2 separate regions of the Homo sapiens genome follow, and region 2 is linked to region 1. The links are chromatin loops, found by intact Hi-C in ENCODE. Cell type or tissue: gastrocnemius medialis. All regions are shown on one strand. Each heading gives the region's core, and the rest is flanking DNA. Links, peaks and the distances in the headings are about the cores only.

Evidence for each region. Hi-C counts contacts between places; a loop is a spot of excess contacts. Peaks named below come from ENCODE experiments on the same cell type or tissue, not always from the same donor. Only the 100,000 strongest peaks of a DNase experiment are listed, where the experiment ranks them.
Region 2: a loop joins it to region 1, with 10 times the contacts of the local background. A loop is called at or near these places in 3 of 110 quality-filtered maps.

Annotation. Positions count from the first base shown.
Region 1 is chr13:40,346,470-40,361,855 of GRCh38, reverse strand. LINC00598 (long intergenic non-protein coding RNA 598) reads left to right here. Exons shown (of 7, transcript NR_024507.3): 7 at 11,554-14,724. Among named protein-coding and RNA genes, the nearest start is that of LINC00598, 130 kb to the left of the region's middle. RefSeq lists an enhancer at 8,979-9,478. In gastrocnemius medialis, for the core only: no CTCF peak of the experiment used is centred there; DNase peaks (open chromatin) are centred at 8,865, 9,335 and 9,666; H3K4me3 peaks cover 690 bases; H3K27ac peaks cover 2,389 bases.
Region 2 is chr13:40,432,371-40,447,756 of GRCh38, reverse strand. All of the region lies in intron 6 of LINC00598 (long intergenic non-protein coding RNA 598), which reads left to right. Among named protein-coding and RNA genes, the nearest start is that of LINC00598, 41 kb to the left of the region's middle. RefSeq lists enhancers at 1,492-2,097, 1,907-2,206. In gastrocnemius medialis, for the core only: no CTCF peak of the experiment used is centred there; DNase peaks (open chromatin) are centred at 6,296 and 7,675; H3K4me3 peaks cover 1,392 bases; H3K27ac peaks cover 2,500 bases.

The DNA of each region.
Region 1 (15,386 bases), core at 7,950-10,449:
TGCATGTGTCTTTATAGCAGCATGATGTATAGTCCTTTGGGTATATACCCAGTAATGGGATGGCTGGGTCAAATGGTATTTCCAGTTCTAGATCCCTGAGGAATCGCCACACTGACTTCCACAATGGTTGAACTAGTTTACAGTCCCACCAACAGTGTAAAAGTGTTCCTATTTCTCCACATCCTCTCCAGCACCTGTTGTTTCCTGACTTTTTAATGATTGCCATTCTAACTGGTGTGAGATGGTATCTCATTGTGGTTTTGATTTGCATTTCTCTGATGGCCAGTGATGGTGAGCATTTTTTCATGTGTTTTTTGGCTGCATAAATGTCTTCTTTTGAGAAGTGTCTGTTCATGTCCTTCACCCACTTTTTGATGGGGTTGTTTGTTTTTTTCTTGTAAATTTGTTTGAGCTCATTGTAGATTCTGGATATTAGCCCTTTGTCAGATGAGTAGGTTGCGAAAATTTTCTCCCATTTTGTAGGTTGCCTATTCACTCTGATTGTAGTTTCTTTTGCTGTGCAGAAGCTCTTTAGTTTAATTAGATCCCATTTGTCAATTTTGTCTTTTGTTGCCATTGCTTCTGGTGTTTTAGACATGAAGTCCTTGCCCATGCCTATGTCCTGAATGGTAATGCCTAGGTTTTCTTCTAGGGTTTTTATGGTTTTAGGTCTAACGTTTAAGTCTTTAATCCATCTTGAATTGATTTTTGTATAAGGTGTAAGGAAGGGATCCAGTTTCAGCTTTCTACATATGGCTAGCCCGTTTTCCCAGCACCATTTATTAAATAGGGAATCCTTTCCCCATTGTTTGTTTTTCTCAGGTTTGTCAAAGATCAGATAATTGTAGATATGCGGCGTTATTTCTGAGGGCTCTGTTCTGTTCCATTGATCTATATCTCTGTTTTTGTACCAGTACCATGCTGTTTTGGTTACTGTAGCCTTGTAGTGTAGTTTGAAGTCAGGTAGTGTGATGCCTCCAGCTTTGTTCTTTTGGCTTAGGAATGACTTGGCGATGCGGGCTCTTTTTTGGTTCCATATGAACTTTAAAGTATTTTTTTCCAATTCTGTGAAGAAAGTCATTGGTAGCTTGATGGGGATGGCATTGAATCTGTAAATTACCTTGGGCAGTATGGCCATTTTCACGATTTTGATTCTTCCTACCCATGAGCATGGAATGTTCTTCCATTTGTTTGTATCCTCTTTTATTTCCTTGAGCAGTGGTTTGTAGTTCTCCTTGAAGAGGTCCTTCACATCCCTTGTAAGTTGGATTCCTAGGTATTTTATTCTCTTTGAAGCAATTGTGAATGGGAGTTCACTCATGATTTGGCTCTCTGTTTGTCTGTTGTTGGTGTATAAGAATGCTTGTGATTTTTGTACATTGATTTTGTATCCTGAGACTTTGCTGAAGTTGCTTATCAGCTTAAGGAGATTTTGGGCTGAGACAATGGGGTTTTCTAGATATACAATCATGTCGTCTGCAAACAGGGACAATTTGACTTCCTCTTTTCCTAATTGAATAGCCTTTATTTCCTTCTCCTGCCTGATTGCCCTGGCCAGAACTTCCAACACTATGTTGAATAGGAGTGGTGAGAGAGGGCATCCCTGTCTTGTGCCAGTTTTTAAAGGGAATGCTTCCAGTTTTTGCCCATTCAGTATGATATTGGCTGTGGGTTTGTCATAGATAGCTCTTATTATTTTGAAATACGTCCCATCAATACCTAATTTATTGAGAGTTTTTAGCATGAAGGGTTGTTGAATTTTGTCAAAGGCTTTTTCTGCATCTATTGAGATAATCATGTGGTTTTTGTCTTTGGCTCTGTTTATATGCTGGATTACATTTATTGATTTGCGTATATTGAACCAGCCTTGCATCCCAGGGATGAAGCCCACGTCATCATGGTGGATAAGCTTTTTGATGTGCTGCTGGATTCGGTTTGCCAGTATTTTATTGAGGATTTTTGCATCAATGTTCATCAAGGATATTGGTCTAAAATTCTCTTTTTTGGTTGTGTCTCTGCCTGGCTTTGGTATCAGAATGATGCTGGCCTCATAAAATGAGTTAGGGAGGATTCCCTCTTTTTCTATTGATTGGAATAGTTTCAGAAGGAATGGTACCAGTTCCTCCTTGTACCTCTGGTAGAATTCGGCTGTGAATCCATCTGGTCCTGGACTTTTTTTGGTTGGTAAGCTATTGATTATTGCCACAATTTCAGATCCTGTTATTGGTCTATTCAGAGATTCAACTTCTTCCTGGTTTAGTCTTGGGAGAGTGTATGTGTCCAGGAATTTATCCATTTCTTCTAGATTTTCTAGTTTATTTGCGTAGAGTTGTTTGTAGTATTCCCTGATGGTAGTTTGTATTTCTGTGGGATCGGTGGTGATATCCCCTTTATCATTTTTTATTGCATCTATTTGATTCTTCTCTCTTTTTTTCTTTATTAGTCTTGCTAGCGGTCTATCAATTTTGTTGATCCTTTCAAAAAACCAGCTCCTGGATTCATTAATTTTTTGAAGGGTTTTTTGTTTCTCTATTTCCTTCAGTTCTGCTCTGATTTTAGTTATTTCTTGCCTTCTGCTAGCTTTTGAATGTGTTTTCTCTTGCTTTTCTAGTTCTTTTAATTGTGATGTTAGGGTGTCAATTTTGGATCTTTCCTGCTTTCTCTTGTGGGCATTTAGTGCTATAAATTTCCCTCTACACACTGCTTTGAATGCATCCCAGAGATTCTGGTATGTTGTGTCTTTGTTCCCGTTGGTTTCAAAGAACATCTTTATTTCTGCCTTCATTTCGTTATGTACCCAGTAGTCATTCAGGAGCAGGTTGTTCAGTTTCCACGTAGTTGAGTGGTTTTGAGTGAGATTCTTAATCCTGAGTTCTAGTTTGATTGCACTGTGGTCTGAGAGATAGTTTGCTATAATTTCTGTTCTTTTACATTTGCTGAGGAGAGCTTTACTTCCAAGTATGTGGTCAATTTTGGAATAGGTGTGGTGTGGTGCTGAAAAAAATGTATATTCTGTTGATTTGGGGTGGAGAGTTCTGTAGATGTCTATTAGGTCTGCTTGGTGCAGAGCTGAGTTCAATTCCTGGGTATCCTTGTTGACTTTCTGTCTCGTTGATCTGTCTAATGTTGACAGTGGGGTGTTAAAGTCTCCCATTATGAATGTGTGGGAGTCTAAGTCTCTTTGTAGGTCACTCAGGACTTGCTTTATGAATCTTGGTGCTCCTGTATTGGGTGCATATATATTTAGGATAGTTAGCTCTTCTTGTTGAATTGATCCCTTTACCATTAAGTAATGGCCTTCTTTGTCTCTTTTGATCTTTGTTGGTTTAAAGTCTGTTTTATCAGAGACTAGGATTGCAACCCCTGCCTTTTTTTGTTTTCCATTGGCTTGGTAGATCTTCCTCCATCCTTTTATTTTGAGCCTATGTGTGTGTCTGCACGTGAGATGGGTTTCCTGAATACAGCACACTGATGGGTCTTGACTCTTTATCCAATTTGCCAGTCTGTGTCTTTTAATTGGAGCATTTAGTCCATTTACATTTAAAGTTAATATTGTTATGTGTGAATTTGATCCTGTCATTATGATGTTAGCTGGTGATTTTGCTCGTTAGTTGATGCAGTTTCTTCCTAGTCTCGATGGTCTTTACATTTTGGCATGATTTTGCAGCGGCTGGTACCGGTTGTTCCTTTCCATGTTTAGTGCTTCCTTCAGGAGCTCTTGTAAGGCAGGCCTGGTGGTGACAAAATCTCTCAGCATTTGCTTGTCTGTAAAGTATTTTATTTCTCCTTCACTTATGAAGCTTAGTTTGGCTGCATATGAAATTCTGCGTTGAAAATTCTTTTCTTTAAGAATGTTGAATATTGGCCCCCACTCTCTTCTGGCTTGTAGGGTTTCTGCCGAGAGATCCACTGTTAGTCTGATGGGCTTCCCTTTGAGGGTAACCCGACCTTTCTCTCTGGCTGCCCTTAACATTTTTTCCTTCATTTCAACTTTGGTGAATCTGACAATTATGTGTCTTGGAGTTGCTCTTCTCGAGGAGTATCTTTGTGGCGTTCTCTGTGTTTCCTGAATCTGAACGTTGGCCTGCCTTGCTAGATTGGGGAAGTTCTCCTGGATAATATCCTGCAGAGTGTCTTCCAACTTGGTTCCATTCTCTGCATCACTTTCAGGTACACCAATCAGACGTAGATTTGGTCTTTTCACATAGTCCCATATTTCTTGGAGGCTTTGCTCATTTCTTTTTATTCTTTTTTCTCTAAACTTCCCTTCTCGCTTCATTTCATTCATTTCATCTTCCATCGCTGTTACCCTTTCTTCCAGTTGATCGCATCGGCTCCTGAGGCTTCTGCATTCTTCACGTAGTTCTCGAGCCTTGGTTTTCAGCTCCATCAGCTCCTTTAAGCACTTCTCTGTATTGGTTATTCTAGTTATACATTCTTCTAAATTTTTTTCAAAGTTTTCAACTTCTTTGCCTTTGGTTTGAATGTCCTCCCGTAGCTCAGAGTAATTTGATCGTCTGAAGCCTTCTTCTCTCAGCTCGTCAAAGTCATTCTCCGTCCAGCTTTGTTCCGTTGCTGGTGAGGAACTGCGTTCCTTTGGAGGAGGAGAGGCGCTCTGCTTTTTAGAGTTTCCAGTTTTTCTGTTCTGTTTTTTCCCCATCTTTGTGGTTTTATCTACTTTTGGTCTTTGATGATGGTGATGTACAGATGGGTTTTTGGTGTGGATGTCCTTTCTGTTTGTTAGTTTTCCTTCTAACAGAGAGGACCCTCAGCTGCAGGTCTGTTGGAGTACCCTGCTGTGTGAGGTGTCAGTGTGCCCCTGCTGGGGGGTGCCTCCCAGTTAGGCTGCTCGGGGGTCAGGGGTCAGGGACCCACTTGAGGAGGCAGTCTGCCCGTTCTCAGATCTCCAGCTGCGTGCTGGGAGACCCACTGCTCTCTTCAAAGCTGTCAGACAGGGACATTTAAGTCTGCAGAGGTTACTGCTGACTTTTTGTTTGTCTGTGCTCTGCCCCCAGAGGTGGAGCCTACAGAGGCAGGCAGGCCTCCTTGAGCTGTGGTGGGCTCCACCCAGTTCGAGCTTCCTGGCTGCTTTGTTTACCTAAGCAAGCCTGGGCAATGGTGGGCGCCCCTCCCCCAGCCTCACTGCCGCCCCGCAGCTCGATCTCAGACTGCTGTGCTAGCAACCAGCGAGACTCCGTGGGCGCAGGACCCTCCGAGCCAGGTGCGGGATACAATCTCGCGGTGCGCCGCTTTCCAAGCCCGTCGGAAAAGCGCAGTATTGGGGTGAGAGTGACCGGATTTTCCAGGTGCCGTCCATCACCCCTTTCTTTGACTCAGAAAGGGAACTCCCTGACCCCTTGCGCTTCCCAAGTGAGGCAATGCCTCGCCCTGCTTCGGGTCGTGCACGGTGCGTGCACCCACTGACCTGCGCCCACTGTCTGGCACTCCCTAGTGAGATGAACCCAGTACCTCAGATGGAAATGCAGAAATCACCCGTGTTCTGCGTCGCTCACGCTGGGAGCTGTAGACTGGAGCTGTTCCTATTCGGCTATCTTGGCTCCTCCCGTCTAAATGTTTAACATATATGTTTTTAGATAGGGTCTTGCTATGTTGCCCAGGCTGGTCTTGAGCTCCTGTCCTCCAGTAATCCCCTGCCTTGGCCTCCCAAAGTGTTGGGGTTGCAGCTGTGGGCCACCACACCTGCTGTGCCTGGCCTCTTCCACAATCTTGATGCCTTAGTCCACTTGTGTTGCTATAACAGAATACCACAGACTAACTTATAAAGAATGGAAATGTATTTTTCACAGTTCTGGAGGCTGGGAACTCCAAGATTAAGTCACTGGCATGTGGCGTGGGCCTTCTTACTGCATTCTCACGTGGCAGGAGGCAGAAGGGCAAGAGCGCATCTAGCTGAACTTTATGAAACTCCTTTCAAAAGGGCCTTAATTCCATTAACGAGGGAGCAGGCCTCATGGCCTGATCACCTCTTAAAGGCACCCTTCTTCATACTGTCACATTGGCAACAGCTGAATTTTGGAGGGGATTAAGTTTCAACGTGACTTTTGGAGGGGACAAAAGTATTCAAACCATAGCGCTTGAAAAGGAGCATTTTCTATGGAGGAAGAAGGGTGTTTGGGATACGTCCTTTGGGTTATTAATTACAGTCGGAGCTCTGAGCGCTGACCTTTCCTGTTCCTTGCTTCCTGCTGACTTGGGAGAATTGTAACTGGTTAGCCTGGCTCCTGGGACTGTGGAAGACACAGCTTCACCTGAGAGAGTGTGGGTGACTGGGCGGTGACTGATAACACCTTTGGTTTATCTGTTCCACTCCCTGCTGAGTGAGAATAAACCAGGTGCAAGTTGGAGGTGCTTCCCCAGTCTCAGGATGAGTAAAGAGTGGTGTTTAGGAGAACAGATTCCAAACCTTGTGTTTGAGCAGTAACAGGGCACCTGGGTTGGGCTTGCAGATATCTGTCTCAGGTGTGCTGTCTCTTCTAAGCCACAGCAGCAGGGGAAATGCTACGGAGGCTGTGTGGGGGGAAGGACGCCTCTGTGAGGAGACATGGTGTCTCCCTTCCATGGTGAGTGGCCTTACCTGTGGAGGCAGCTGACAGTGTGCCTCCAGAGGTTGGATCCTTTGATCTGCAGTCATACTGCTGGAACTGCCACCACTTATTCTGTTTGTAGGTTCTCAAACCTGAGCCTTCATTAGCATTGCCTGGAGGGTTTGTGAAAACACTGATTTCTGGGCCCTATCTCCAGACTCCCATGATTTAGTGGATCTGGAGTAGGGCCTGAGAACTTGCATTCTGACAAGCTCCCAAATGTTGTTGATGCTGATGGTCCATCTGTTGACAATATTTTGGGGGTCACTGCTGCAAATCTTGTTTTCTCAAGTGCCCACCACCCTGAAGTGTTCTCAGGTCAACAAGACGTGGAGCCTGGTGAACAAGTCAGAAGACAAAATCCTATTGAGGATCCTGATACGGTTTGGATCTGTGTACCCACCAAATCTCATGTTGACTTGTAATCCCTTATGTTAAAGGTGGGGCCTAGTGGGAGGTGATTGGATCATGGGGGTGGTTTTCTCATAAATGGTTTGGCACTATCCCTATGGTGCTGTTCTCATGATAGTGAGTTCTGGTTGTTTAAAAGTGGGTAGCACCTCCCCTGCCCACCCTTGCTTCTACTTTGGCTGTGGGAAGTGTGCGCTTCCCCTTTGCCTTCCACCATATTTGTAAGTTTCCTGTGGCCTCATCAGAAGCTGAGCAGATGTCAGCATCATGCTTGCTGTACAGCCTGCAGAACCGTGAGCCAATTAAGCCTCTTTTTTTTTTTTTTTTATAAATTACCCGGTCTCAGGTAGTTCTGTATAGCAATGTGAGAACAGCCTAATACAGATCTCAGAGTAAACTCACTGAGAGACTCCAGGGAAGTAGAGGACAAAAGGAAGATTTTAGGCTTGCAATTTGCACAGAGCAGAATGCATAACAATTGTTAGCTCTGGTATGCTATGGACAAGGTGACTTCTGTGTTGTATGTCACATGAAGAGTTTTCCCCCGGTTTCTGGGAAAGACGTTGCACTGAGAAAAGTATTGAAGAGAAATCTGTGCCTTTCATACCCACCTGCTACACTGACACAATAGACATCTTTTTAGAAAAGGATGAGGTATTTCTGTAGCGTCTATTAGGTGCAGAGCAATAAGGTAGGTACTTTGCAAACATCGCTTCTTGCAATTTTCAAAAATCTGCAAGGTCTGTATTGTTTTCATTCTATACATAATGAAACCAAGTCTCAGAAGCATTAAGAAATACACCCAGAATCACAAAGCTAGTAATTGGCAGAGGCAGGACTTAAAAATATGTATCATTCTTATCCCAAATCTGTGTTCTCTTGATTTACCATTGGAAATTCAATGTTTCGTTTATAAAAACATGCAATTTTAAAAATGAAATATTACTTCTTAGTTTAAAAGCAAGGTTATATGTTCAGGACCAAGAAGACATAGGCCTGAATATGTGGGAGTTATAGATAGAGGGATAAAGACCATAAAACATGCCAAATCAGGACATCAGAGATATTGATATTGATCTGATTGGCTATTATGGCTTCTTCCCTCCTCTGCGCACTCTGGTAGTTTTCTCAGGTAAGAGTTTAGAAAAACTAAAATAACATGCAGAGGGAAGACTTGGTGAATCTTATATGTAAAGTGCTTAGAACAGCACCCAGTGCAATATTGATGCCCAGTAAATGTTAGCTCTCGTCACCATCATCATCACCATCATCATCTTCACTTCCACCATCAGCTTCTGCAGGGAAGGTGAGGGTAGGAACCAGGTGGGCACCAGCAGCAGTGGGAGAGAATCACAAAGGAAAAAAGACATTGCAAAGAGCAGCCTGCAATGAAGTCATGGAAATTTTCTGAAAATTCTGGGTTGTGATTTAGAAGGCAAATATGACTTTTATCGATGGAGCTGTGTTGGAGGAATTTGCGGGGGTGGGAGTAGGAAAGTTGTAGACATCTGTAAGAGAGAAAAATGGATCAGTCACGGAGAAGTACTTGGGGAGCCCTTGTATTTCAGGAAGGGAAATACCAGCTAGGACGAGAATTTGAAATTTGGGTTCCTCTTGCTAAAATACAAACTACCTGGTCGGAAGACTCATCCAGTATCTGTCAGGGAGACTCTGGGTGGTGTATACTTGTTGCTGTACTTAAGGCAGTCCTTGGAAAAAAGCTTGGCAGGAACACTTGACAGAGATAAATCCACTGATGGAAAGTGCCAGGACAGAAGTGGATGTGGTTGCACACGTGGGGATGACTGGTGGAGGGGCAGGTGGGCTGTGAAGAGGGACCAGGCTGGGGCAGCTGTGGGCAGGCTGCCAGAAACTGATTTCCACACTGCATGAGGAAGGAATGCCAGGGGAGGGGCTGGACTACTTTTTGTAGGAGGCTAAAGGGAGACAAGGACCAGCACTGCCAACTGCCACACATCTGGGGAGATCAACAACTGGCCAGATGTTTTAGACACAACCTGTGTGGCCACCTGAGTATATGCCAGTTATCAAGACGGATGATAAACAATAGCCAACTAGGGCACTAGGCTGCGTCTTTCTGAACTCACGGGCTCTCTGTGCCACGCATGCTGATGTGTGGGACACGGAGAGATGCAAGTGACGCAATGCAAAGTGTGTGCTGTTTCCATAGCTAATTAGGAGCCTGGTGACAAAGCAGGAGCCTGGCAGAGAGGTGAGAGAGGGGGTCTGCGGGCAGCTGTTAGAGCCTGGCACTGGGTATTCTCTGCTGGGATTGATGGATTGAGGCTCCAGGGTGGAGCCATTCTAGAACGTCCTGTTCCTGTCAGATTTGCAGCAGCAGCGGGCTGGTGATGTGGCCTTCATTTAACTCTTTTGTAAGACTGGCCTTTCCAGCCTGTTTCAGCACACTAGGGCCGTGTGACAGAGAGTTCTTGGCACAATTCACAGAGGTCTCCGTACTTAACAGCCTCTCATTTTCCTACTAGTCCGAGAGAGTTTGTACTGTGAGTTTTTCAATCAGAAACAAGCAGCCCTGAGATCTGTGGCTGGCCACCAGTCCTTGGGGAAGAAGCTAGCTGCAGCCCAGCACCCTGTGCCCGCGGCAGGCAGGCTGGGGAGGATGCACATTTGTCCAGGAACAGCAGGTTTGAGGCCCTTTGGCCATCCCATTGGCCATCTCCAGTCTCAGCTGAGTAAACTCCCTTCGCCCCCATCCCAAAGTTTGAACTCAGTAACTGTTTTAATGTGAATCAACATAGGAGGAAAATAAAAAACAGCTTGCAAGTTTACACAAACAAAACTTCAGCTCACAGAAATCCAGACTAGCAGGTGCTTGGGTGGTGTACTGCAGGACACCCCAAATCACTCGCTCCTGGGTCCCTGACTGAGCATGCTTCTAGAGTCAGTGTTAGTGATGGAAGAAAGCAATAAGGGAGGGGAGAAGGTGTCTGGAATGTGAGACAGCACAGTGGAGGGTTGCTGAGGTGGAAGGAGAGAAGCAGGATGTGGGCCCCAATGGAGTAGGAAGGAGGCAGGGTCCTTGACCCCAGCAAGTGTAGGGATTGCTGATGACAAAAGAGGCCTGTGTCCTTCAGCCAGGCAGGCAGGGGAATGAGGCCTGGAGGTAGGGTAGAGGTGGCCAGGGGTTAGGACACGGAGGAGCCGTTTGGAAGTAGATTATTAACGGGATCCCAGAGCATCTGCAGGGGGAGATGGGGGGCAAGCCCAGGAAATAGAGGGCTCTAGAGTTGCCTGTACATTTAGAGGACTGATGAAATCTTGTTCGAATAAAACCACTGGGCCCCAATCTGAAGTTTCTTGCAGGATGATTAGAAAATATGGCTTAAGGGGACTTTGCCTTGAGAGGGTCCTTGATAGTTACTCTATTTTTTTTTTTTTTTTAATTCTCATTTTCTCAGGTGAGAAACTGCCTGCCAGCCAATCTGATATTGGCTGGTTCCTCCAGGTCCATATAGCATTCCCTTTTTGTATATTGAGAGCCATCTCATAAATACATTCCATGACTAGGATTATGCGTGTCCTGCTGTTTCTTTGCTTCTTGACATTCTCAGCAACTGCTCCTCTCTCTGCATTGGGCATTGTCTCCCCAAGCCCTTTAGCAGCAGCGAGACTGCAGGCCACCTTTTATGCTTATTAATTTTAGGCAAAGTTTTCAGGTTGGCCATCCTGGTGCACTGGGAGAGAAGTGAAGGATGGGAGATTTGTTAGACTCATCTGGCAAATTCCTTTTACGTTTTACATTCTCCGCAACTACGAGTTTGTTCAGAGCAAGTATTGAGCGTCAATTCCACGCAAGGTATTATTTTGGACTCTTGGGGTTATCCAGGTGAGTGCATCCCCGGAAGCCTCATTCCTCCTTCTCTGTGCAACTGGGTTTCCAGGAAGCATTCAGGGAGCTTAACATTCAGTCATGAACAATAAGGCATTTTTCTGAATAACCATGCTATAGAGCAGAATGCGATGAGTCCTCTAAGAGGTGTCTAGATTGAAATGCTTTGGGAGTTCAAAGGAGGAGAGATTTACCGTGCACGTCAGAATTGTATGGAAGCACAAGTTGTACTGAGAGAGGATAAATAACCTATTCACTTCATCGTAATACCATACATAAAATATTATTGACATGGCTGGCAACACTGTTAACACTGTTTGGGCATTGCGAAAAAGTCTGATATATAAATAACCATGGGTTCCTAGAATCACGGCATCTAGAATGTGAGCACGGCAAGCAAATTTGGAAGACATCCAGTTCAACCTCCTCATTTTGCAAATGTATAAACAGATGTCCAGATAGGTTAAGCCAATTGCTCAAGATCATAGAGCTAGTTTTGTGGCCAAGGCAGGGGCAGAAGCCAGCTCTTCTTACCCACTGTCCCCAAAGCTCATCTCACACTGGAGTTGTGACATCAGCACTATTCTGCCTCTGCTATACAACAGGCCCTGGAACATACTCGAACCATGTAGGTGATTTGTGTCCCTGTCTCATCTTTCTTACCAGAATACCATCGGAGCTCCTCTGGAACATGTCCTTGTCTTCTCAGAGTGTGAAGTGTGTGTGTGACAGTGCTTTTCTGAGGACTCAGGTGACCTGGAGGCTGGAGAACAGCATGGAGCAAGGAAAACAAAGACGATGTGCTGGAGTGTATGTTGCTTTCATAATTATGTGAAAGAAAATGTAGAGAAATTTGAAAGGTAAGATCTGACCGCTTTGACCCCTCTCCTCACACCAGCCTATGCCCCACTTTCTTGAAGACCCACTCCCCAGCTTAGCAGCCAGGTACCCATCACAGCCTGGCTTCAAGAAGGGAGCCCAGTCCGCCAGGTTTGTTCTCTCTCCTTCGGTCTGTCTCTGTTGGCCAGTCTGTCCAGGAGTCACTCTGTCCATGGGTCAGTCTCTCCTTCTTTCTGACTGTCTTCCTATCATTCTTTCTCAGTTGTTCCCTCTCACCTTAAGGGCTGCCTAATTTCTCTCTCATCATGTCTTTACTTCTCTCCTAGCCTCATTTCCAGCTTTGGCTTCCTCATAACTAAAGTGTGCTGTGGCCCCAACATGGCATCCTGACTTCTTTTCAGAGTCTGCCTCCAAGCTTCTGGCTGGTCTTGCCACATACTCCAATTCATATCCCTTCACATTACATCAAGCTGGCTCAGTCTGTCTCTTCTCCTCTGGCCAGACAATGGCAGATCACCTTGGTCAAGCATGTCCTCTGGACCAATTGCCCCAGACCAGGATTATTTAAATACAACTCGTCCATCTGCAGTTGTCCTTAAAATCTGATTTATAGAAGGTCTGTGTGGGCTTGGCATTTCTGGTGTCCACTCATTCTGTCTAGTGAATTGTCCTTCTTCCATGACGCCAGTGGTGATAGATCTCACCCTCCTCTGATCCCTGGGCCTGTTGGTTGTGGAGTTTATGGGCCACTTCTGCAACTTGATGGCCTTGGGCCATGGAAAGGCCTGTCACCCCTTTTCTGGCACTAGAATGGAAGCTTCAGTAGGGCAGGAACCCTATTTAGGCATTTCAGTTAGGCTTGGCACACTGTCTTGCATGGAGAAAGCTCAGAATAAGACAGAGATCCTAAAGTATCTTCAACAGAACTAATCTGACAAATTTCCAAGGCTCCTTTGGGAGATAAAATCTACTTGGGGGAATGGGAAAAGGATGTCTACATAGATTTAGAATAACGACCACCACCACCATCATCATCCTTGACAGAACCTTTATGCCAGGTGCTGTTCTAAAGCACTTTACATACTTTATCTCATTTAATCCTAACAACAGCCCTGTAAGATAACTGTTACTATGCCCTTTTTACCTTTAATGAAGAAACAGCCTCAGGGAGATTAAGAAATTCACCCAAGGTCACAGAGCTAGAAGGTGAAAGAGCTGGATTTCCAACCCAAGTGTGCCTGATGTCAACTCTGATCTAAGATGTGGACGCACATGGGCAGAATGATGACGTGCTCTTCCCAACCTCTCATTTAGCCAGCATGTGAGAGGGCAAGGTGTCTTCAGCAACCATTTCATTTGTAAACATACGTGTTTTTATCCTTGGTCTACGCAATAGTATTACCACACAGGTAATACCAGTGGGTGCTGGGTGTTTTTTTTTTTTTCCTCTTCTACATATTCCCTCCAAAATAAATTATTAATTGCCCCTCTTCTAAATCTTATGTCACAGTCTTTAATGCCTGCATCTGAATTGCTGTTAAAACATCTCTTGGAGTCGTTCCCTGTGATATTACAGTCCGGGTTCCTGCGGCGTAATCCCACTTGCTGGTTTTTCCCTTTGCATTGCATTTGGGTGATGAATGGCCCTTTGATGTTCCTGGCATCTGCCTTCCTGCCTCAGGAACTCACTGCTGGGTCCTCTTTTCCCTGCTAATGGCCCTGTTTGCCTTCCACGACAGTTGAGACTCAGAAACACTTGCACCCACGGCACCTTTGGACATTGCAGTTTGCCTCTGTTTCACTGCCCTTTCTTCTATTTTTCTTTACTCTGCCTCTTCTGTTCTTTGCTCTGGCCTGCTCCTGTTCCCTGGCAGCTCCAGCCATGCAGCAAACAGTCACCAGTCTTCACTTTATCCTCAGAACTGGTGACACAGCACCTACTCTCCTTATCTCTGTAGAGGCTTCCTCCAAAATTTCTATTACTTAACCCTTTCTCCTAGACTCCTCCTTGCCGCTCATCATGGCTGAGGCCCTGCTCAGATCTGTTTCCCTCAGTTCTTTGGGAAAGCAGCTGTCTGACATTGATGTGCATTTGTTTAGCCTTTTCTATGTGTCAAGCATAGGTTTGTATAGTCATAGAGGTGGATAACATAGTCTTAGGTGCTTTTCTTCTTTTTTTATAGACTGCGTCTTGCTCTGTCACCCAGACTGGACTGCAGTGGCACAATCACAGCTACCTGTAACCTCAAACTCCTGGGCTCATGCAATCCTCCCACCTCAGCCTCTGGAGTAGCTGGGACTACAGGTTTGTGCCACTAAGCCTGGATAATTTTTTAAATTTTTTGTAGAGATGGGGTTCTCGCTATGTTGCCCAGGCTTTTTTTTTTTTTTTTTTTTTTTGAGACAGAGTCTTGCTCTGTCACCCAGGCTGGAGTGCAATGGCACGATCTCAGCTCACTGCAACCTCCACCTCGTTGGTTCAAGCAATTCTACTGCCTCAGCCTCCTGAGTAGCTGGGACTACAGGCATGCAACACCATGCCCAGCTGATTTTTTTATATTTTTAGTAGAGAGGGGGTTTCACCATGTTGGTCAGGCTGGTCTCGAACTCCTGACCTCAAATGATCGCCTGCCTCAGCTTCCCAAAGTGCTGGGATTACAGGCTTAAGCCACCGTGCCTGGCCTGCCCAGGCTTTTTAAAAAATAGATTTTATTTTTTAAGTCTTTGGTCCACATAACCACAGCCTCCCCTACTATCAACATCCCACACCAGAGCAGTACATTTGACATATTCGACGCACCTAACTTGACACATCATTATCACTCAAAGTCCACAGCTTACTCTAGGGCTCGTTCTTGGCATTGTGCATTCTGTGGGTTTTGACAAATGTATAATGACATGCGTCCACCATTGTAGTATCATCAGGAGTGGTGTCATGGCCCTATACATCCTTCATGTCTTAGGGATTTTTAAAGCCTAGTAAAAGACATCGGAAAATAAACAAAAAAATCACAGTAAAGTCTTAATAATGTTGAAACAGGACATAAATAAAAACAGTCTGAGCATAAGGAGGAAATAGCTAACGCTCTTTAGTGGGATCCATGAGAGGTTTTGGGTCCAGTAAGACATTGGAAGTCCATGTTTGCAAAGGATCAGGGTATTATGAGGCATGTGAGGCTGAGGGGACAGCTGACCAGGGAACACAGGCACGAACACCCAGGCATGTTTAATGGACCTCAGAATGTGGTGTAACAGAGTTGGTTAAGAGCCAAAACTCTTCAATCAATCCCATAGACAGGAATTCAAATCTGACCCTGCAACATACTTCCTGTGTGATCTTGGCCAAGTTACTGGACTTCTTTGAGCCTCAGTGTCCTCATCTGTACAATGGGCATGATAATAGTACTTGCTTGTGGAGATGCTCTGAGATGCCTGAGAGGCATGTAATATTATCCCAGTGCCTGCCCTGTGGTTTGGGGACTTACATGTCAGTTCGTGGTGTAGACTGAGAAGCTGAAAATGGGACCCAAAGGCACATTGTAAAGCCCATGGAATTGTATTAAGGAGTTTGGACTCTATCCTCTTGCTCAGTGACTTTCAAATCTTGACAGTACATAAGAATCACCTGGGAGTTTGTTAAAACACAGATTTCTTAGTCT
Region 2 (15,386 bases), core at 6,258-8,757, 88 kb before region 1:
TTTATTACAGTATATTGTTCTATTTTATTGATATTGTTGTTAATCTCTTACTGCATGTAATTAATAAACTAAACTTTATAGATATGTATGTACAGGAAAAACATAGTATCTATAGGGTGTGGTACTAGCTGCAGTTTTAGGTATCCACTGGAGTTCTTGGAATGTATCCCTCTGGAAATTGATTGTTCCACAGTTCTGGAGGCTGGAAGTCCAGGATGAAGGTGTCGGCAGGGTTCCTTCCTTCCTTTCTTCTTTCCTTCCTTCCTTCCTTACTTCTTCCCTCCCTCGCTCCCTTACTTCTTCCCTCCCTCCCTCCCTTCTTTCTCCCTTTTTCTTTCTTTCTTTTTCTTTCTTTCTTTCTTTCTTTCTCTTTCTTTCTTTCTTTCCTTTCTTTCTTCCTTTCTTTCTTTCTCTCTTTCTTTTCTTTCTTTCTCTCTCTTTTTCTTTCTCTCTTTCTCCTTTCTTTCTTTCTTTCTTTCTTTCTTTCTTTCTTTCTTTCTTTCTTTCTTTCTTTCTGTCTTCTTCTTCTTTCTCTTTCTTGACGGAGTCTCACTTCATCAAGTCACTCTGTCACTCAGTTGCCCAGGCTGGAGGGCAGTGGCATGATTTTGGCTCCCTGCAACCTCTTTCTCCTGGGTTCAACTGATTCTCCTGCCTCAGCCTCCCAAGTAGCTGGGATTACAGGTATGCACCACCACACCTGACTAATTTTTGTATTTTTAGTAGAGACGGGGTTCCACCATGTGGGCCAGGCTGCTCTTGAACTCCTGACCTCAAGTGCTTCACCCACCTCAGCCTCCCAAAGTGCTAGGATTACAGGCATGAGCCACCACACCCTGCCAGGGTTGGTTTCTTCTAAGGGCTGTGAGGAAGAATCGGTTCCATGCCTCTTTCCCAGCTCCTGGGGATTTGCTGCAATTTTTGGCATTTCTTGGCTTGTAGATCTCTGCCCTCATCTTCACAGGATGTTCTCCCTGTGTTTCCAAATTTCCCTTTTTTATAAGGACACTGGTCATATTGGACTAGGTCCTACCCTAATGATTTCCTCTGTAAAGATCTTATCTCCAAATAAGATCACATTCTGAGGTACTGGGAGATAGTACTCCATCCAGCATATGTTTTTGGCGGGGACACACTTCAACCCATAACGTCACCACTCATGAATGCCCTGGAATGTCTGTGTTACATGTGCTCACAAAAGTTTGTTTGGTTTTTCTCTTCTCTTCCATTATGTAGAATACCCTAAGGTATTTGAATTACCCACTGTTCCTCTTAGATCATTCCCTCCCAGCTGATGGAGGAACTTGGGAAAAGCTGCCAACCAACTCAATATTTTGCCTCCCTTAACTGGGAGATCACATTACTATGGGCAAAGTGCTCTTCATGCAAATCTCCATGGGTTTGAGGAAGAGGTCTGTGAATTCCAAATATTCAAGAGGGCACTGGGCAAGTGGCCCTACCTTTTTTCTTTCTTTCTTTCTTTCTTTCTTTCTTTCTTTCTTTCTTTCTTTCTTTCTTTCTTTCTTTCTTTCTTTCTCTTTTTTTTTTTTTCTGAGACGGAGTTTTGTTCTGTCACCCAGGCTGGAGTGCAGTGGCGTGATCTTGGCTCACTGCAACCTCAGTTTCTGGGTTCAAGTGATTCTCCTGCTTAAGCCTCCCCAGTAGCTGGGATTACAGGCACCCACCACCATGCCCGGCTAATTTTTTATTTTATTTTTAGTAGAGACGGGGTTTCACCATGATGGCCAGGCTGGTCTCAAACTCCTGACCTCAGGTGATCCACCAGCCTTGGCCTCCCAAGTGGCCCTGCCTTTTTAAAATAAAAATATAAATATAGGCTTTATTTCCTCTTTGGAACGCTCTAATCAAAACAAACTGGGCCACGCATGGTCACAATAACAGGTGGCTCGGGAGGTCCCTTGTGGCTTGCTGGCTGCAGACCTGGCCTCGTAGAGCCCGGGAGGGAGTGACATTGGCCCCTCATGCAGCGGGGCAGCCAAGCGTGCCTGCAGCTGGCCGAGGCCAGCTCTTGACTCACAGAATGACTAACAACGGGGAAGCGTAGACAATGGCGAGAACAATGTGGGAGAGTTGTTGCTGGAAGGAAGTGAGACTTGTCAGGGCTTCCCCCCAGCTGCTCACAAGGTAGTGCTTGGTGAAGCATGCCTTTCTCCTCAAAGTCTAAACAGGATCAGTGAAAACGTAACCAGCCCTCATGAGCCTGTAATCTGGGATTACAGGTGTGAGCCACTGCACATGGCCTGCCCCACAGCTTCTATGATGAGCCCCTCACCCCGTTTATACCACTTAAGTCTTCTCCTGGCCAGAGGTGATGCCCACACTGGGCCAGGCTGGGTCCAAGTGTGGAGTCAGGTCATCTTTCCCGGAGGGATTTACACAGAAGAGCAGGGGTCACACCCAGGGACACTGGGATGGGACGTCTGGCCCAGAAGTGGCTTCTGAACTCAATGCCCCGTGGTCTCTGTCACTTGAAGTTCTGCAACTCTAAATCTCTATTTTTATATATTTCATTGATTAAAGGCAAGAAACACTTAACTTTTGTTGAGTTTGAATAGAAGTAACTGCCCTTATATTTAACAGTGAGTAAATGTACAACGTTCCTTTTGAAATGAGGTCTTCTCCATCCCACTCGATTTCCCATATGGGAGTGTTGAAGGAATCTAGAATTCACTGTCTTCACAGTCCCCTTCACCTTGCTCAGAATCTATGTTGAAATTTTTAAAGTCCATTTTCTGTGCTGATTAAACTTTCACATGTTAGCCTTTGAGGCAGATATGGCATTTTGGTAATGTGGTATACAGATTACTGAATAATTACATAAGCTCTGGACAGCCACATTTCCTAACATGCATGTGCCTCTTCTCACGGGGCCCAGGACAATACTTCCAACTAAACAATTCCAAGAAGTTTTATTCAAATAACACTCTCTCTGAAGAATTTCTCCTGTTTAATGGGAGCTAGGGGATATAATTAACTTGAACACTTGATTTGGAATAAGACAGTAGAGATTTTAGAAATTGAGGGATTTGAAATATCAAACTCACTCCTAGGATTTAGACCCAGACAAGAAAAAGCTTAAAAATAAAAACAACATTACAATTATTAAATTTATAGTCCAAATTTAGATATGTGTAATGAATAGTCACTTTTTTTCTTCTTATCTGGAGGCTGAACAATCCCGAGCTGGGATTTTTTTTTTCTTTAATATGAAAGAAAAGAAAAATTAGTGTCTGGGAATGAAGGGTACTTATGACCTTTCTCCAGCCTCCTGGAGTGATGTTTGGGGACCTTTGCTGAAGTAAGTAGAGTTATTCATGTTGAAGACAGCTCGAGAATGAAGCACACAATTACACGGGGAGAAGAGATAAGAGAAAAGAGATCCATTTATTATTAGAGTCAACCTTTAGAGAGTTGTTGTGCTTTTTGAATGAACTTATCAGTGACAAAAAGTTAAAGTGTAGAAGCAGAAGGCATTTATTCAGATGGTATCTTTCACATCGTGAAATAATGTTATAAAACACAGAGGGCTTGGGCCTGGGAATTTCTGAGCCTGTGTCAAGGTTTAATTATTGGATTTTTATCAAAAATCTGCTTTTTTCCTGATGGTTTCAGGCTTCAACTAATGAGAGATTATTTAAACGTGCTCTCACTGAGGGTGCCAAAAGCAAAATTTTCAGCTGGTTCTAAAACCATCTTTGAACGTGAACATGGTCCTACGGCAGCTACTTGGTTTGAAGTCCCTCCTTTCCAAGTGACAGCATTCACACAGCATTTACTGTGGACAGTTCCCTCTGCTTGGGGTACATCTATGCAAATGTGTGAGACTCCCTGGGCTGTGCCACCTTCCATAAACAGTCCCTGCTCACCCTTCCCCTGCAAGCACATCATTGGAAGTCACCAGATAACCAGAGGCCGACAAAGAGACAAAAGGCCTACCCTGACTGCAGCACTAGGTCCCTTGCTTATCCTACTCCTTCAACCAGGAACAGCACAGCCCCTTTCTTGGCATATGTTTTTTACTTTCATGAAACTGGCCCTAAATGATACACCAGGCACCCACTTGGGTTCAACTTCATGGTTCTCAGTAGAAGTGGAAAATATGAGGGGCTGTGTTCACGTCAGTTAATTCTGTGATGGGTGCTGTGAACTGGGTTTGTCCTCAGGGAATCAGGAAAGTGGCCACCCAATTCAAGTATCTTTTAACAAGATATATAGGCCTTCCAAGATCTCTAAGACATTCTAAGATCTATAGCACATTCTAACATTTTAAAGCACAAGGTTCTAGAAATGTAAGAAAGGAACTGTCTGAGAATATATAGAGAAATACCATGGAATGACTTAATAGTTTACTAAGGCATATGTGCATGCATCAAAGGAGAACATAAAGTAAATGCTGATCTATCTAGAGTGTGGGTCTCATGTCCAGCCCAGGACTCCTCACTAGGGTGTTTATTGGTGATCCTGAAAGCTGTCTTGGACACAGTGGAGAATGAGTGTGTACCTGCACACACACACACACACACACACACACGATAGGTGGGGTGGTAGAGAAGGTGTCCCTTTTTGGCTTATCAGATGCACCTTTACTCCTCTGAGTCTCCCCTGATCCATGGACCCTTGTGCCTAATCACAGTTAAGCTCACTGTATTGGAGCTGGTATACTACACATTCCTGACCTGTGCCTGTAGTTATTCGGAATTCAGGCAGCGTTTTCCTGCCCTGACTCATCTTCATCGTTTTTTGTAGCGCTTATCATTTTTTTCCCATTTACCATTGCACTAGTTGGTGTCAAAGTGGGAGTCAGGAGATCCCATGCCATGTAAATGCACTCTATAAAATGTCCATGTGATGCCTGTGGATGCCTGTTACAGCATTAACGAGAGGGGGTGTTTAACCCTTCTCATTTTCTGCTGCAGGGAAAGATGTCACTGGGCTGAAGATGACAAGAAGATGTTTCCCAGTTGCTCACAAACCCTTTCCTCTGTGTTGTTCCCATCTTTACCCAGCTCTCTCTGCTGTCTCCCATTGTTAACTGGTCCCTGAATGCAGCAGCTGGAGGCATAAACTGCCTTTTTTTTTTTTTTCCCGACAAAAGGCATCTTAACACGGGCTTTGCTGCTTGAGTTTTCATTCTTCCCATGGTGTGGGTTACATCAACAAATTCTAACTCCTGGGCTGAGAAGGAGCCAAGTGGAGGTGCTGATGGAGCAGCATGCAGCATATGCCCTTATTTAACCTGCCAGTCCTTATCAGAGTGCATGTGGAGATGGCTGGGGTCATCCTGCCATGCTGCCCATCAGCAAGTCCCCAGGGCTGATCCTGTTACTATTAGGAAGTGGCCGTGCTGAGTGACGAGACACCTGGCAGGTCTCGCTGACGTGTCTAGCCCCATTCAGGACACCTTTTCAGCCTGACCAGTTGCTCCAAGGTGATGACAATTCAGATAAAATTCTTGTTCACAAATTCTTTAAATCAACTGAAGTAAATTCCAGACTATTGCCAGAAGTGAGGGTGCATTAGAAATCTCTGTGTAGCAAGCACTGGTATTTCTCATTGAGCCTGATAAAACTCAGAGCATATGGCAGGGAATCAACCACACATTGGACTTGAGATGTATTAGAACCATCCTTAAGTAGAGCCTTCTTTGAGATTGATTCAGAGTCTTGCTAAAGTGTTAATTTGCAAACTTACTCTTCTAACTATTTAGCAAAAGCGAGGGAAAATTTATTTATTTATATATTTTTACAAACAAAGGTTAATCATGTTGGATAATTTTTTTCTTTATAGGAAGGCAATCAAACAAAAGCAAAATTTAGAAGACTCTGTGTTCATGTTTGCACATAGATAACAGGGCCAAATCTGCCTCAAAGATCGTATTGATGTGATTCTTCATAGCCAGCCTCTCTCACCTTTATTCAGTGCGATTTGGGAACTACTGTATAATATTAAACTGATGGAATTGGCCCATTATGTCAAAGGACATCTGTATGTACACAGTTATTACCACACTTTTTTCCTGGTATAAACTCCTTAGTAAGGACAAGGAGCCACAACATCATGCTAATTTTTAAAAGCATTTAGATGGTGAAGCCATTATCTGTGATGGTGAAAACATGTTGGTATGCATTTAATGGTTAGGACCCTTTATCTGCAAAGGATACTTACAGGCCCAGGGCTCAGGAAACTCAAAAGGAAAGCTCCAGTTCCCATATCGAGTTGCTTGCCAGCCCTTTGGTAAGCCTTGGCAGGCTTCCACCTGTGTCCTGCCCTGGTCTGACCTCCAGAGCCTGTCAGTGCTGGCACCCTCTGAGTACGAGATGGGATGAATGGCCAGCGGCTAGTGCCATCTGAGACTTCAATCAACTTGATACCAAAGGTTAATCTCTTTCACGGGAATCACCTAATTTGTTATGGCCTGCAAGTACTTTCTAGCAGAAGCCTTTTTTCCTATGACGCCGTTTGGCTCATATGTTTAGGTATGCCTCAAGACCTCTAATAGTGTCTAAAATCTCCTGTTTGGGGAGTAATCCCTTTCCCCCTTTTTACATAGATCTTGTTCCTCGGTCTTGGGCAGACAGCATTCATGGGATTCTCTAGTTTAAGATCTTAACATGCTCTGTTTCTTGGATGTTTGGAAAATGTTTATTTGAGAGACAGAGACAGGAATGCGTTTTAGACTTTCATTCCCACTGGGCACAGAGAAATCTGATAGTGATAGAATCTCACAAATAGCTTGAGATATTCCATATCCCTCAGGAGGAGGCTGTTGCGATTTTTATCAATGAAACCTGGCTTGCTCCAGTCCATCTAAGATGATCAAAATGCTCACTCAGAAAAGCAGAATGTTACGTTGGCAATTCCCCTTTCGCACAATAAAATGAGCATGTTTTCTTCACCTACTTTCCTTTTCTTTCCTACAGCCTTCTCCTTCCCTTGGAGTTTGATGGGGTCTGATGCCCTTCTGACCTGGGAGGCTGTTTGAGGAGTTGACATTGCCTATGGGGGCAAAGAGGGGAAATGGGAGCAGAAAACAGCCTGGGATGGCCAATTGCCTCCTTTATCCACAGAAAATTGAAACACTTCAATTAAAAGGAACCATTAGAACAAGAGATTTCCATCTATAGTGTTGTCCCATATTACCAGAATGTGTTAGAAAGATGCTCCAAAACACCCGAGTAAATGTTGCCAGCATGATTCTTGGGGCTGGTGACCCTGGGTCTCAATCCCATGTCAACAAGTTACTTGTCCCCGAGTGACCCAGGGCTAGTCTCTGAGCCTCTTTAAACTTCATTATTTAGTAACTTTAAAACGTGAGTGACTGGGCCAGGCACAGTGGCTCACACCTGTAATCCCAGCACTTTGGGAGGCTGAGGCAGGACGATCACTTGAGACCAGGAGTTCAAGACCAGCCTGGGCAACATGGTGAGACCACATCTTGCTAAAAAAAAAAAAAATTAAGAAAAAAAAATGCTGCCATAGCCCTGTGGGAAGTATCCAAGATACTCCAGTCAGTAAAGGTCAGGGTCAGTTATTTGGAGGTGGAGCAGATGACAGGGCTGAGCCTACACAGCCAATTGGTCAGTTCCAGGGGTCTGGCAGCCAAGAGCTGATTGCATTGGTTTCAATTTTGTGCTACTGAGCAGTGCCTCATGGTCCAGTTTTGGTGCAGTTGAATTTGTGGAACTGGCTGTATCTGAATCTGAGGATTTAGCCCCTGCTGGCTGCTGTAAACATGTCCCTCTAGTTACTGAGCCACTGGTGTGTGGCTTCTTGCCTAATTCTGTACACCCTAGGGATGGCTTTGACCCTTAGCAAGGTGTCTTGGAGAGCTGGATTTCCAAGAAAGACCTCAGAGCTGGAAAGGGCCCTGGATCTTGCATGGTGGCTTTTCTCCAATAATAACATAGAGTAAAGGGGGCCCATGATAGGCAAGGAGAGGTGGTGCCAGAAGTGGTAGACTGCCTGGAAGTCTAAGATCCAGGGCTGAAGCTTGTCAGGAACACAGAGAAGGCGTGGGAGCAGGAAAGGCCTTGGAGGAGGGGCCGGTGGGGGGAAAACATGCAGGTAAGATTCCTTATGAGAGAGCTCCAGGCCTCATGGAACAGGTGTCCTCAGGAGCTGCAGCAGCAAGCACTACGGCTCTGCAGTTTAAAAGCCACCTTCTAGCTGAACGTGAGGCTAGTTATGAACCTTACTGTGTCTCAGCTTCCTCCTTTGTAAAGAAGGAATGATAATCTTACCTTGCTCATGGGGCCATTGAGAGCAGCTGATCCACATACATGGCTTAGGGCTGTCTGCGGCACAAAGTATCTCTCTTAGAAATGTTAGCCGTTACGTTTTTTACGGGAATGGGCCTAAGATTCTATCTCTGTGTATTTCTGTCATCCTGATCATGGGACTATCTCTTCTGCCAATCTCTTTTATTTGCTCCACTCTTTCCTTCTGCTCAGGAATCTTTAAAATCCTAATCAGAGGTATTTGTTAAGTAGTTAATTGTATGTGGCTCTCGGCTCCGTGGAGTATAATGATCAAGCTTGTTTCCTGAAAGTGAAAGTGGTTTTCTGAGCTGTCTTGGAAAATATGTGCCTGCTTTTCGGGCCCACTATTCTGAGACCAGTAGATGCTGAACAGAAGCAGGGGTGCTTTCTCTAGAGTATAAGTCAGTAATAGCAGAGGTCAGGGAGCCGTTGCCAAAGGGCTAAAGAGAATTTAGCCTGTGAACTAGATAGATAATTCTAGTTCAAATCAATGCTTAATAGAATGACAAAAGAATAATTGAAATATGAATTTAAGGGCAGTCAGATTTAAAAAATTATAACTGTTCCAGGTCTTAGGTGATCACTTTCTAGACATGAGGAACTGTGATATTCACCTCTTTCTTTTGGAAGATTATTGACGTCAGTGCTGACAGATTTAACTGTTGGTTTCAGCAAACGGATGTTAACAAAATGGACTTTAATAAGTTTATCTAAATTCCAAGAAAATCTCCAGAGCATGGGGGCATAAGCAGCAAAGGGGTTCTGAATTCCTGGAGGGTTTTTTTTTTTTTTTTTCAAAGGAGAATAAAATAGAAGAACACAATAAGATACTTTCTTTGGGCTCAATGAAAGCTGAGAGAGGAGGAAGAAAACAAGTTCATGTAGGAGAAAGATGAAATAAAAATGTGAATTCAGCAAAAAGAAAAGGAAACTGGGGCAGACTCCCAAGCAGCATACACTGCGGTGACAAAGACGTGGAAGAATTAAGGTCAAACTAGCAAAAGCAGTTCACAAGACACCACTTGCCAAAGACAAACAGGGCCGTGAGCAGGCACAACAAAATGTGACCTCTGTTCTTTATGAGGCAGGGATGAAGAGCTGATAATAATGCCATCCACCGAACAGAGATGTTTGATGTCCCTTTAAAAACCTTCTATACTTAAAAAAAAAAGAACAGGAAATAGGACAGAAGGCTCGGAGGGTGGTGGATGATGTTTCAAATGGGTTAAGGGTATTCAAGTCAGAAGTCTTAGTGTACTTACATTTCAGGGTATGAAAATGAAGTAGCCAAAGTCATTTCCAGAATGAATTTGTGCAATGGGGGAGGAACCCCAAAATTGTAAAGAGCTGTCACATCCATATACACCCGTACACATTAGTACACACACACACCACACACACACATGAAGGTTTAGGCAATAAACCCTGGGAAAAGTCTCCAAGTAAATTAGCAAGCATCTTGAATAAAATACGGTTCAGGGTAAAAGCCTTCATACTTAAAATGGGTGTCTCTGTCTAAGAAACTCTCTTGCTCTGTAGAGGGAATGGCTTCTTGGTCAAGGGGACTCACTGGATATCTTTAGGTTTCAGAGGGACCCAGTGACTGTCCAAAATGATGCTGATCAATAAACTAAGCAATACAACCAGACCAGCTACCATATGTGTTTGCCCTTTGTTCTGGACTGAGCAACTTTTCATGCATCGTGAGTTCTCCAGGTCTGATTTGCCACTATTTTTCCCAGTTTAACATTTTTTTTTTTAAGAGAAGGGTCTTGCTCTGTTGCCCAGGCTGGAGTGCAGTGGCACATTCATAGCTCACTGTAACCTCAAACTCCTGGGCTCCAGCAATCCTCCCACCTTAGCCTCCTAAGTAGCTAGGATTACAGATGAATGCCACCACATCTAGCTAATTTTAAAATTTTTGTAGAGATGGTGGTCTTACTATGATGCCCAGGTTGGTCTTGAACTCTTCTCCTCAAACAATCCTCCCACCTCAGCCTCCCAAAGCTCTGAGATTACAGGCATGAGCCACCTTGCCCAGCCTCCTGTTTAATTTTATAGTAGAATGTATTAGAAGAGAAATGAATTTCATGCATTGTATAATGATTTAGCACTATTACAAAAGGTATTGAAATGTATGATGAGATATGAAATGAATTTTTATTTGACAATAATATTTTTATTGACTGTTAACAGTAACCTAAAAACCATCTAATAGTTTTCACAGGCTTGAAGTAGAGTAGGAATTTTAAAAACTGTATTTTTTTTACGTTGTATTTACACTTTACAGAAATGAACTAAAGAAAGCCAAATATTAGTGAATATGCAACAGTTTTTCCTATTTTTTTTGTGCTTTTGATCAGCATTGTATCAGATTTTCTAATGGGGAAATTCTTGCAATATTGTTCTCACCTACCCTTTTCAGTGAAAATTCTCAAAACCTCTCATAATTTTAAGGTGAGACTATCAGAGATAAAAGAGACAGGACAGGCGCAGTGGCTCACGCCTGTAATCCCAGCACTTTAGGAGGCCGAGAAGGGTGGATCACCTGAGGCCAGGAGTTCAAGACCAGCCTGGCCAACATGGTGAAATCCTGTCTCTACAAAAAATACAAAAATTAGCCGGGTGTGGTGGTGCATTCCTGTACTCCCAGCTACTTGGGAGGTTGAGGCAGGACAATCGCTTGAACGCAGGAGGTGGAGGTTGCAGTGAACCAAGATGGTGCTGTGGCACTCCAGCCTTAGGGGTTAGGAGTTTCAGAGTTGGACAGACATAGGCTTACATTTCTGCTCTTAATTTTTGGGTGGCCTTGGGGTAGGGGTGGAGCTGTGGCGTTCTGAGCCGCAGAGTCTTCATGTTTTTGTGAGCTGACACACAACCAATGAGTTGTAAGGAGTAACTAGGAGAATTTCTGTGCGGTGCTCAGCTCGGCTCCTGGCCTCATTGGAGCTCATGTGCTTCCCCCACCTTTCCCAGTGTGATAAATGAGGTCCATGGAGTTAAATTACTTGCTGCCTGTTCCAGAGCTATGGGCAAGATAGAACAACAGCTGGCTTAAAGTTCCATCCACCCATCACAGCGCGGCTTCACTTTCCGTTCGCACACTATGGGCTGGGTTCTTCACAATTTATTTGTATTTTAAATTTCTGTGACTTCCTTCTTGGGATGGCAAATCTTCTGAAAAACATGTCAATGATATGAATAACATTGGCAAACTGAGGGAGGTGAAACCCTGAGAAGCCAAAATCTGAAACAGGATTAACCTATAGGTGCCAGCTGTCAGAGGTCATCAGGCTGTCCCTTTTGTGCCGCTGTGTGCGTCCAGCGAGTCTCACTCCAAGCTCATCTTTGGTTTCTGCTCTCTTGTCTTCACGGGGTCTCTGCAGTCCCTCACCGCCTTTCATAAAGGCTCTGTGGAGTTCTCTCAGCCCCAGCTACCTCTTTCACACCTGTATGCCAGGTGGGCACAGGCCTTATGGATTGAGGAGACTTTTTGCCAAAGTTGACTTCATGGTATACACGTTAAAGAAATGTTGGTAAGTATTATGTACAAAAAAGTTTTCTGTGTTCCAGTATATTTGGAGAAAACTAGGTTACACAGTTATAAGGATTCTTTACTGTGGGTCTTTCCAGAATTTTGAATATATCAATTTGCTTTGTGACTTTCTAAAAGGGAAATAGAATATGCATTGCTTCCCAAACTAACTAGGCAACTGAATTTTTCTTTCATAGAACACCTTGGTACCCATGTTCCCTGGAACACTCTTTGGGAAATGCTGACCTTGGGGGTCTTCTTATTTATCCTGAATTCTATTCTAACTTGCTTCTGTGTAGGATTTTTCTTTCTTTCAAGAAAATCAGGAATTCATTCAAGAGCAATTTTGACTGGATGGGGGTGCTAAATGAAAACTTCACTCTTTAAGGGAATCTATCCATCGCCCTACTATAGTCAATCTACCTATTATACTAAAGGAAATAGGTCAACAACCAAGCAAAATTAATCTGCTCTTTACTTTTAGAAAAGGCTGGGGGCCTCTCCTTATGGTACAATTCCACTACAGGGCCTGGTCGTTTATTCATTGATGCAGCAAACAGTTTCTGACTTTCTGCAATATGCAGGAAAAGAATACACATCTTGGCTTTCTCAGAAACAGCAGGGTCTCCTTGACAGTAGGACCACGTTGTGGTCCCAATACTGCATACATTGCCCTGTATATATGGTGCTGAATACACATGTGTGGAATCGAAACAAGCACTTAACATATGCAGGCTCTATGCTAAGTTCTGGTTCACCTCCTTCTGATTTCCTGCAGGTCAAGAAGAAAGCTAAACTAAGGGTGAGGAGAGGAAGGACTGCTAACAGAGGAGAAGAGACATTTTCTTGAACCATATCTAGCAAACCAGAAAAAGAAAGTCAATGTTTTCCTGCTTCAGGCAACTCACTTTTATCTGCTCAAAGTGTATTTGAGAATGCAAACAGCTAGTGCAGTTAATTTTTCAGAGTGCTCAGAGCTTCAGTTTCCAAATACTGCTGTATGTACCTGGATAGTTTGAACAGAGCTGGTGAACAGGTCACAGTGGCTCAGGGATGGAGGGGATGCAGTTTGCTCTTTCTTGGTCACTGCCCAGCTCATGCCTGGAGAAACGTGCTTAGGCCATTGCCACTGTCATCATTTGAACTTTTTCCCTCTCTTGCTGCTGAAGAGGGTATCAAGGGAGAAGTCATCATTGGCGAAATGGGTGTGGGCAGATGTAGATAACATCTCAGCTATTTATGCTCTAAGGATGGCCAAGGGTTACTTGGTTAGTTGTGTACTTTGCTGCCAGTAACATTAAAGAACCAGAGTTTACCTTGTCCACAGAGCAAGCTTTTGGTTTTGTGGGTTCAGGGATGCACATCTCTTCTGTTGAAACAACAAGGTCTATCTAAGCTGCAAGGTGATTTTCAGGGTCAGCCTCAGCTTCTTATTGATGGTACAATGCTGAGGGGAGCCTGACCCTTTCATAGCTTTAGTAGTTGGTTTTTTTTGTTTGTTTGTTTTTGAGACAGAGTCTCACTCTGTTGCCCAGGCTGGAGTGCAGTGGCATGATCTCAGCTCACCACAACCTCCTTTCCCAAGGTTCAAGCAATTCTCTTGCCTTAGCCTCCTGAGTAGCTGGGATTACAGGCACCTGCCATTGCGCCCGGCTAATTTTTGTATTTTTAGTAGAGATGGGGTTTCACCATGTTGGCCAGGCTGGTCTCGAACTCCTGACTTTGTGATCCACCCACCTTGGCCTCCCAAAGTGCTGGGATTACAGGCATGAGCCACCATGCCTAGCCTTTAGTAGTTGTTGTAAGGACTCCATCTTTAGTAGTTGTTGACTTTTAGAGGTTGACTATATTGCTACATGTCAAAACATATCCACTAATACAGTGGTCCCCAACCATTTTGGCACCAGGGACTGGTTTCATGGAAGACAATTTTTTCCATGAACCGAGGGGAGGGTGAGGGGGATGGTTTCAGGATGAAACTGTTTCACCTCAGATCATCAGGCATTAGATTCTCATAAGGAGCATGGAAGCTAGCTCCCTCACATGCACAGTTCACAATAGGGTTCATACTTCTATGAGAATCTAATACTGCTGCTGATCTGACAGGAGGCAGAGCTCAGGCGGTAATGCTCGCTCATCTGCCGCTCACTTCCTGCTGTGCGGCCTGGTTCCTAACAAACCACAGACCAGTACCCATCTGTGGCCTGAGGGTTGGGGCCTCCTGCACTAATAGAAAGACTGTATCTCCTTTTGAATATTAATTTGTATCTTCTTTTGAATATTTAAAACACTTACTGATCATAGGGCCTGGCTTAAGAATGTTTTCAAATCTTAATTTTAGTTAATATACACAACTCCATATATTTTCATTTAAAACACAAATAATTTATGCCACAGCTTTTGTTGAGATGTGTGTTCTTTAGTCAAATTCAATCAAACACTGAATTCTTTTTTTTTTTTTTTTTTTGAGATGCAGTCTCAGTCTGTCACCCAGGCTGGAGTGCAATGGCACAATCTCGGCTCACTGCAACCTCCACCTCCCAGGTTCAACTGATTCTCCTGCCTCAGTCTCCCAAGTAGCTGGGACTGCAGGCGTGTGCCACCATGCCCGGCTAATTTTTGTCAAATACTGAATTCTTTAGCTCCTGTGACAACGATTGATTTGCTTTTCACCAAACCATGTTCCTCTTTTTCTCAGGCACATGGATGAAGTACGTTTCTCAAAAGGTAGAGCCCATGAGATTGACTTCCAGACAAAGGGATGTGGGCAGAAATGATGTGTGTGGTTTCCATGAAGGAACAATCTGCAAATGGCCCACCATGCCCTTCCCCTCCCACCTTCTTGATGAAGATGGGTACGACCACCATGAAAGCCCTGATTTGACACGGCAGAGCCACAGGGTGGAAAAAGGAGCCTGGGTCCCAAATCACTACTTAAGAGGCTTCCTATTAGGAATATTCATTTCAGACTTCATGTGTACAAGAAACAAACTTCTATCCTGTTTGAGCTGTTATATAGTTTTGGGCTTTTTGTTATAGTAGTTCATGCTACCTTAACTGCCATAGTCCCTGAGAATCTTAAGAAAACCGTCAGGCAGCACAACATGGTGGAAAGGTCATGCACTTTGGAGCACAACAGAATCGGGTTGGAGCCATGGCTTTGGTATTTATTGCTGAGTGACCTCTGACACGTTACTTAACTATTCTGAATCTCAGCTGGGACAGTGTCAGTGCAGATGACCAGAAAGTCCTGAGCTACCTGGTTTATAGTAGCTCGTGTGAGATTATTCCCTTCTTAAAAAAATCTCATTCTGTGGGGAAGCTGGTATGAACAGGATAGGAAGGGAGTAAGACATTTCATTCCCTCATCCCATCATGGCCAGTGGTCCAATAACTAGCTTAGGTTCTGGTTTGCTAAGAGGCCCGGATAAGATGAGAGTGAAAGTCATTCTTATATTAGAGTAGCTAAATCTGGTCTCATAGCAATGACTCTTACAGTTAAATGTGCCAAGAGTCATATTTATAATTACCATTGAATGAAAGCATCACTTGGTCCTACCCTGGAAAAAGAG